2 separate regions of the Homo sapiens genome follow, and region 1 is linked to region 2. The links are chromatin contacts, found by Hi-C or POLR2A ChIA-PET in ENCODE. All regions are on one chromosome and are shown on one strand. Each heading gives the region's core, a stretch centred on a gene start or an enhancer-like site at or near the end of the contact. The rest is flanking DNA. Distances are from core to core; before and after follow the strand shown.

Region 1 (4,197 bases), core at 336-2,835, 140 kb before region 2:
TTGCAGGTGCCTTTCTCATGGCTTAGAGGAAAGGACCCTCCAGGGCATCAAATCAGCAGCCCTGGCTGGAAGCTGCCCCCATCTCTGAATCTTCCTTGGCCCTGTCTCCCACTCTCTTTTCTCCATGGCCTGGGTCCTTCAGGACTAGATGCCCAGGAAGCTCATCCAGCGGTCACATTTCCCTCTAACTCCCCCTGCAACCTGGCTGCTCTCACGGTCAGCTTCAGTCCACCCGTCTCAGGTGGCCTCCCCAGTTCAGCACTGCCTGGGTCATGTGCCCCAGCCCCAGAGCCCACCTTCTCCTCTTCTTTGGGGGTTCTTCCCGAGTCCAAACCATGCCAGCAGGGGTTCAACCCTAAACTCACACCCAACCGCTAGCACCTGCCCCAGCCTCCCATATCACTTTGGATTCCTGGTGAGGACAAGTCCAGTTTTCCAAACCGACCTTGGAGCTCTTTGACCACAGCACACTTTGGGAGAAGGTGGAAGAGTCCTCCCCATCTTTGCCAAAAGAGGTGTCAGGCTAACGTTACACCAGCTTTAAAAATACCCCAGCACACGATCCACAGGGTGAGAGCAAAGGCCACGTGGTCAGAGCCGGGCTATAAATAGCCAGCAAATCATTTCCCAGAGCCACGGCCCCCTCCCCAGCACCAAGAACCTTTCTGAGGAAATCAAAGTGAACGCAACTGTTACCAAGTCACTACTAAAATATTTACCAGCCTGGCGAAGTGCCGAAGGTGCTTGGCACCGAGTGTTTGCTTATTTACAAGGCTGTTTTAAAGGGTAGAAAGCAAAATAAGGTAACCTGAGCTATTAAACCCGGGGGCCAGGTGGTACCTACCAGCTGTCAGCCACCCCAGGCATGTCGGGAGCTAGAACAGTCCTGGTGGAGATTCCCTTGAAATGGGTCAGGAAAGCAGAGAGAGGCTTTGGAGCCCAGGAATCACCTAGCCCTCAGGGGTAGGGGCTCAGGGAGTGGGAGCAGAGAGTGTTAGAGGTTAGAGAAGCACTTCTCCCCCAGCCAAAGCAAGCAGGGCCTAGCACGAGCTCCAAGGTTGCCCCTGGTCTTCGCTCAGAGGGGCACCCCAAGGGCACTGCCCAGCCAGAGGCAGGGGCAAGGGCCCTGGGAGGGAGAGGCAAGGCGGGGAAGAGGAGGCAGAGGAAGGCAGGTGGGGGGCTGGCTGGGAGCCTCGGAGGATGACATAAGGGGGACACAGCCAACCTGGGGAAGAGAAGGTGCTCAACTTCTCTCTTTCTCCTCTTTCTCTGAAGTTTCCTTGTGGTTTGAATTTAATTTTGATTTTCTCAACTTCAGCAGATTGAAGTTGAAATAACCTACAAATTACTTAATGTGTTGTAAATCTGGGGGAATTCAGGAGTAATTGGGACCACATGTTGGCCGGGAGGGAGCCCACAGAGGACGGAGGGAAGCAGCCCTCGCAGACGTGCAGGTGGCTGTTCTTCCCTGGAGGGAGGGGGCTTGGGCTCCCCTCGGTGGGGGTAGGATTCCCTAGTTGGCCAGGGAGCCCTGGATGGATACGGCGAGAACGTGTTAAGACCAAGGAGTGACCATGTCACTGCCCAGGGCAGCCCGGTGACCGTGGACACAGGGCGGCCAAGTAGGCTGGGTGCCAGGCGTCTGCCAGGCCCCTCCACCGTGCCAATGCCAACACCGTGGCCGCCTCCCGCTGCATGCGTGTGGCTGTCAGCTGAGCTCCCCTCCCGCCCTCCCTCTCCGGCAGGCTCCTCTCAAGTACTGAGCCATATGGTTCCAGTTAAGCTCCATATTTTTCCTTGTCGATTGAAGAGACACACTTTCCTCTTTGCCAGACAGTTTGCAGATTGCTCTGTTGGCTCAATTTCTTATTGGATTTCTCAAAAAACCTGACATTTTAAATTAATTTACAGCCACAACAAAAAGAGTTCAGAATTTTAATGGTGTTGTAAGTAATTTTTAGGTAATCCACTCCAGATTTTGATATTAACCTTTGAAACTGGAGTTCATTCAGCTACCATGTTACAATCCAGTCACACTCCAGGCCTGGGGGAGGCCAGGCTTGGGGAGGAGGTGGAAGCCAGGTTCTGGAAAGCCCTTTTTTTTTTTTTACTAGGAGACCCCAGAGAGGATGATCCTGGGGAACCCTGGACAGGTGAGTGACAAGACAGCGGCAGTGGGGTGGGGAGGGAATGGCAAGGGGGGCCTGAAGACAGCAGGGCAGGTGTAAGAGAGTCATTGAGGGGGCCAGAGGGCCTGCCGAATGTTCTAGAAGGATGGGCCGGACTTAGGAGGGGGCAGCATCCTCAGGATCCCTTAGTAGCAAGAGCAGGGTGAGGCTCCACCTCAGTGCACTAGGAAATAATGGTAATAGCAATAATAATGACAGCTAGCATTTGCTGAGCAGTCACTATCTGTCAGGGGCTGTACCATCTCATTGATGCCTCCAACCACCTATGGGGCAGGGCCTATACTATCACCACCACCACTACTACCAGTACTACTACTACTGCTGCTACTACCACCAGCATGACCATTAATTGTTAGTGTTTATGGAGGGCTGACCGCGTCCCAGGCAGAGTGAAGTCGGTTTTATAAACCACCTCATTAAACAGCAACAGAAACCCTGTAGGAGACACCACTGTTCATGCCCTCATTTACGGAGGAGGAAATGAGGCTTGGGGAGGTGAAACCGGGTCTCCCCAGCTTGGGGCTACTGACCAACAGCCACGCTCTGGGATGCCGCCATCCTCAGCCTACTCCGTATCTCCTTTCAGAAGATGCTATGAAATACTCATGGCCATCACAGTCCTCCTGGCTGGAGCCGGAGGGAGGAGGAGGGCGGTGTAGTCCTCCAGGCTGGCCAGGCTGGGGCCGGTGGAGGATGCCACCTTTTCCTCGTGCCGCCTCAGGCCAAGCTGAAGGCTGCATGCCAATCCGGCCAGAGGAAACACCGGGCACGGGGAATGGAGCCCTCGCCAGCGTCTTTACTAGGCCCTGGCGCTGTGCGGCCCCTGCCTGGGTGCGGTGCCAGCTCACTACACCAGCAGATCGTTAGCATTCCTTTCCTGCAGGAGCTGCCCAGGGCACCCAGGAAAGGAGACATGAAGATGAGGCCCAGCCAAGGCCGCTCTGGTCCCTGGGGGGTCCTTGCTGCAGCAATCACCCAGGCCCTGAAGAGAGGCCAGGGAGAGGCTAGCATGGGGGTGTTCAGAGGCCCAGGGGGTCTTCCCTGGCCTGCTCCGTGTCCTGGGGGAAATGGTTCAGGGAATGAATCAGCACCTGCCAAACCCACTGAGGTGTCAGGTAAATAGCACCATGTGGGGCTTCCTGGCCAGTTTCTCTATCACGAAAGCCAGGACGGAGGGGAGGGAGACCGGGAGAGGTGACTGGCAAGGTTTTCACTTTACCCACTCTGGAAGAGAACACAGCCTGTGAGTGAGGAGGACTGAAACGAAGGCAGAGGGGGAGCCATGGGCGCCAATGTCAAGCCCAGCCCACCAGGGAGGGTGGCATGGAAACAGCCTGGAGAAGGAAGAGGGAAAAGGGAGAGGTGGCCAGGGGTAGGGAGAGGCCCGCGACCGTCCCAGGCCTGTGGGAAGCTGGGAGACCAGGGCGTCTTGCAGGCAGGGGCTGCAGAGCCATAAGGCACCTGCTGTTTGAGCCCAGCCCCAGCCCCCACTCCAGGTCATCGGCCATCCAGCTCTTCATTCACAACTCTCCATGTGTGCTATTCTGGGTACCAGGTTTGCACAAGGCCTTTTAAGTCCAGAAAAGAAAAAAAAAAACAACCCAGCCTCCCAGAAGCTCACAAACACCCCAGCTCCTTGAACCCCCGGGCCCAGGGGATTCAGCACAGCCCAACAGTGCCCCAGTGCCCACCCTCTGAAAGTTGGGAAGCTTTTACGGTTCTGTCCTGAAGGACTCTCTTCCTTGGTCCCCATAGCCCCCAAGCCAGGTTCCTAGACTCCAAGAATGAGAAAACCCCTTTCCCAAGGTGCCAGGAGTTACAATAGGAACTTCTGCCTTCCCACCATGTCCAGGAAGAAAAAGTGTCTGCACCCTAGGGTTCAGGGTGCTAGGAAGCAAAAGTGGAGCTGAGAAGCTGGCCTTCACCTCGTTCCTGATCAGAGGCTGAGGAAGGCCAGGCAGCAGCTGCCAGGGCTGCCCTCAGCCCTTGCCCAGACTGTGCCGACCTG
Region 2 (3,878 bases), core at 871-3,370:
GAAAGGGAGAAGGAGCCTCCTCTGATGGGAGGTGGCAGAAGACCTCCGAGGAAGGAACATTGGTGCCTCAAGACCCTCTCTCCATCTTGGAAGCACCTCCCTTCCAGGTAGGAAGTCAGGAGTCCCACACCCCAGCTCATCACAGATTGTGGGCAGACCCACCTTAGTTCAATAGTCATAAAAACTTCAGCCATCACTTAACTCGTTGAAGACCTATCTATGCTAAGTGCTCTGCAACTTGCTTCTGTGTTTTATCTCTTTTAAAGCGTAGAACAACCTAGAGGCAGGTACGAGTAAAAAAAGACTTTTGCCCAGGCATGGTGGTTCACGCCTGTAATCCCAGCACTTTGGGAGGTTGAGGTGGTTGGATCACCTGAGGTCAGGAGTTCGAGACCAGCCTGACCAACACGGTGAAACCCCATCTCCACTAAAAATACAAAAGCTAACTGGGAGTGGTGTCGGGCGCCTGTAATCCCAGCTACTTGGGAGGCTGAGGCAGGAGAACTGCTTGAACCCGTGAGGTGGAGGTTGCAGTGGGCCAAGATCGTACCATTGCACTCCAGCCTGGGTGACAGAGCAAGACTTTGTCTCAAAAAAAAAAAAAAAAAAGAAAAAAGACTTTTGGCCAGGCACAGTGGCTCATGCCTGTGATCCCAGCACTTTGAGAGACTGAGGTGGGTGAATCGCTTGAGTCCAGGAGTTCGAGACTAGCATGGGCAACATGGTGAAACCCTGTCTCTACAAAAATTTCAAAAAAAAAAAAAAAGACATGATGGTGCTCCTCTGTGCTCTTAGCTACTTGGAGGCTGAGGTGGGACGATTGCTTGAGCCCAGGACGGGGAGGTTGCAGTGAGTGGAGATCACGCCACTGCACTCCAGCCCGGGCAACAGAGCAAGACCTTGTCAAAAAAAAAACAAAAACTTTTAAAGATGAGGAAACTGAGGCTCAGAGAGGTTCAGTAGCTTGTTTGATGCTACACAGGTTGTAGGAGGCAGGACCAGGATTTGAGTGCCCAGTGCAACATCCATGTGCCCCAGTTCTCCTTCTCTTTGAGAGCCATCTCTGGTCCCAGAAAAGAGGGGAGCAGCCTGCACTCTGGGGTGGGACAGGAGGAGTTGGAGGAAGAAAGGGGTTTTTCAGGCCCTTTCCAGGGCATCTGTCTCCAGTAAAGCCCCCTAGACTGGGACTCCCAGCCTCTCTCATCTTCTCTACTACGGACTGCGGAGCACACAAGCCCTCAATGCCCCCATCTGGCTTGCAACACCAGTCCCCCAAACCCAGCCCACACTCCCCCACCCTCAGGTACTCTAGGTACTGAGATAGGCCCCATCCCAGGCCCCCTGTTGCCATTGTCTTCTCCAGACAACCATTAGCATATGTGCAATGCAATTACCCTTCAGCTCTCCTGGCCCGGGGCTGACACGGAGGTCCCCATCCCCAGTGATTTGGGGGGAAGGGGGGTTATTACAACTCACAAAACCTTAAATTAAGAATGAATAAGAGAAACGTTGCATGCCACTTCTGAAAGGCTGCCAGCCCAGGCTGGGGTGGGTGACGGGTGTATTATACTCTGCGCCGACGGAGGAGCTGATGGATGTGCCCGTAGTGGGGAGGACGGAATAGCAGCTGATACCTGTCCGCTCCAGGCCCAGCGCTTTTCCAAAGCGGCTGGGTGTGGAGAGTTCATCCCCAGCTATCCCCTTACGGCTGCAGGGTTTGCAAAAGGCAGAAGTAGGTCTTGAGCTAGACTTGGGTGGGGAAGGGTAGGTGTGATCAGAGAGCCTCCCTGGAATAGTCAAAACAGAGCTTGCAGGTTGCAGAGGAGTAAACCCTTCAACCCCCAGGTACAGAGCAAGGGGGCAGAGGTCCAGGTCGAGAGACCAGTGTGTGCCGAGGTCCTGGAGTGGAGGGTCACGGCGCACGGCAGGTAAAGAGCTGGAAAGGCATGGAAGCTGACCCTGGAGGTGGAGAGGCGGGAGGAGGGTGTGACTCTGGGGAACTGGGCAGGAGTCACTCTCTGGCGAGCCTTCTTGTCCAGCGTCCGGATTCAGGATTTGGTCCTAGGAATGCCAAGAGGAGGAGTGTGCAATGTGACTGTGCTGTGTTTAAACAAGGTCCTCTGGCCACGGTGCAGGGAACAGACTGGAGTTGGCAGAGACTCTGTGGACACTCCAGGAGGCCCATGCGGTGGGCTGGGAGAGACAGTGGCAGCCTGGGTAAAGGAGATGGGGGTGAAGGAGAAAAGCAGGCAGACCAGAGAGGGTCAGTTACGGGAAGACTGATCAGTCGTGGTGATGGTGGCGGGGGAGAAGAGGTGGCGGCAGGGATGAAAGCCGGATTTGGGTCATGTGCAGCTTGGGAGATGGTGGAGCCACTTATCTAGATAAGGAAATGGAATGGGGGCACAGATTTGAGGTGCAGGAAGAGAAAAGGTTTAGGTGTGGATATGAATGTCATCACCTTCCTAAGCTATGGTTTCCTCTGTCCGTAAAGTCCGATGCCACACGTGGCTCACACAGAGCTGCGGAGCAGGCCTCTGACACTCAGTTCTGCTGTTCCCCAGTGTGAGTGTGAGTGTGCGTCCACGGGCTTCTCCTTCGACCACCATGAGTGTCAGTTTCCTCAGGGGGCAGGGCCAGTGTGAGGCTCAGAGGAGAACCAACAAGGGAAGCACGTTACAGCACGAAAACATTAGGCAAGTAAGTGCCTATGTGCACCTTCCCTGCTCACTCTGCGACCCTAAGCAAGACCCTTATCCTCTCTGGGCCTCAGTTTCCCCAGCTTGAGTCTGGAGTCACAGGCTGTCTCAAGAGGGGCCTTCTAGCTTTAATGCCCTCTGTCAGGGACAAGACCTCAGGACTCAGGCCCACGGCCAGCCCCCAGGAAAGGGGCATCCCAGCCCAGGCCTGGGGGCTCTCGGGAAGGTGTAGCCTGTCCACTGCTGCTTGGCTGAGCTGGAAGGTGCCACCCATCAGCTTGCCAGCGAGAACCTGGCTTCCTCCTCCATCAGAGCTTAGGGTTGAAGGTGGGTGTTCTGATGCCTTTCTCCTCCAAGTCCCACCCCCTGGTCTGTATCTCAGGCTATGCCCTGTGCCTCCCACAGCTCTGGGGAATCAGAGCAGGTCAGGCCAGTGTCCCCTGGCCCTGGGATCTGGTGCGGTCCTGGGCCCCTCCCACCTTGCACACATCTCTCAGGCCTGCCAGTCGGCAAGGAGCTGGGAGAAGCGGCGGCTTTGAGGTCAATGGGGATGAGGTCACAGGCAGGGGAAAGATGGGGCTGACAGCCCACCACACCCACAGGGGCAGGGTGTCAAGATGGGTCCCTCCAAAGCCCTGTGACCCTGGGATTCAGGGGAGTCGGGGGAAGGGAGGAGAGAGCAGCTCCCTTCCCCCAGCCAGGAGCCCTGTGCTGCTGCTCATATATCTGTCCCTGGATAATGTATATCCAGCTTATGGAAAATATTCATAATGCTCCTTACACCAAACTGGCCCCCTTCCATAGTGCGTGATCTAAAATTAAATCCATTTCAAATATACAGTAGATCGAGTCAAGCTAATATAAATGAAACATGATTAATAGGCAGAACACTGTCCTCCTTAGCAGGGCTGAGGAGGCAGAGCTGGGGCCACTCTAGCTCTCCCTCCCCACAGCCCCCAGCCCCCCAAGGCCTCCAAGCCCCTATCCTTATCCCAAACTCCCTTCCGTCCGCAGCTGAAATGTGGACCCTTCCTGGAATTCACCTAAATTGTGAAGGGCAAGTGTCAGGAAGCACAGCAGTTTAGAGAGCAGACGTGAGTGTCAGGACAGAGCTGAGACCTAAAGCTGGTGACCTCACCTCTCTGAGCCTCGGTGTTCTCATCTATACAATGGGACGTT

What was found. A loop is a pair of places that touch in the nucleus more often than their neighbours do. ChIA-PET counts read pairs that join two places held with the same protein, here RNA polymerase II (POLR2A). Pooled maps may share reads with other maps.
Region 1: a map of cardiac septum shows a loop between it and region 2 (2.5-fold over the local background). The contact joins two enhancer-like sites. A Hi-C loop is called at or near these places in 4 of 168 maps with a recorded cell type or tissue (OCI-LY7, Right ventricle myocardium inferior, cardiac septum and 1 more) and 4 of 50 pooled maps. POLR2A ChIA-PET finds 5 or more read pairs at or near these places in 2 of 52 experiments (Panc1 and WTC11).

What each region holds. Positions count from the first base shown.
Region 1 is chr1:10,723,622-10,727,818 of GRCh38, forward strand. All of the region lies in intron 2 of CASZ1 (castor zinc finger 1), which reads right to left. Among named protein-coding and RNA genes, the nearest start is that of CASZ1, 71 kb to the right of the region's middle. RefSeq lists an enhancer at 3,963-4,197. Within about 2 kb of position 1,586, at least 16 of the 41 ENCODE cell types and tissues checked have a DNase peak (open chromatin) inside an H3K27ac peak, as active enhancers do.
Region 2 is chr1:10,858,814-10,862,691 of GRCh38, forward strand. No RefSeq gene overlaps it. Among named protein-coding and RNA genes, the nearest start is that of CASZ1, 64 kb to the left of the region's middle. RefSeq lists enhancers at 1,737-2,237, 2,617-3,118. Within about 2 kb of position 2,121, at least 5 of the 41 ENCODE cell types and tissues checked have a DNase peak (open chromatin) inside an H3K27ac peak, as active enhancers do.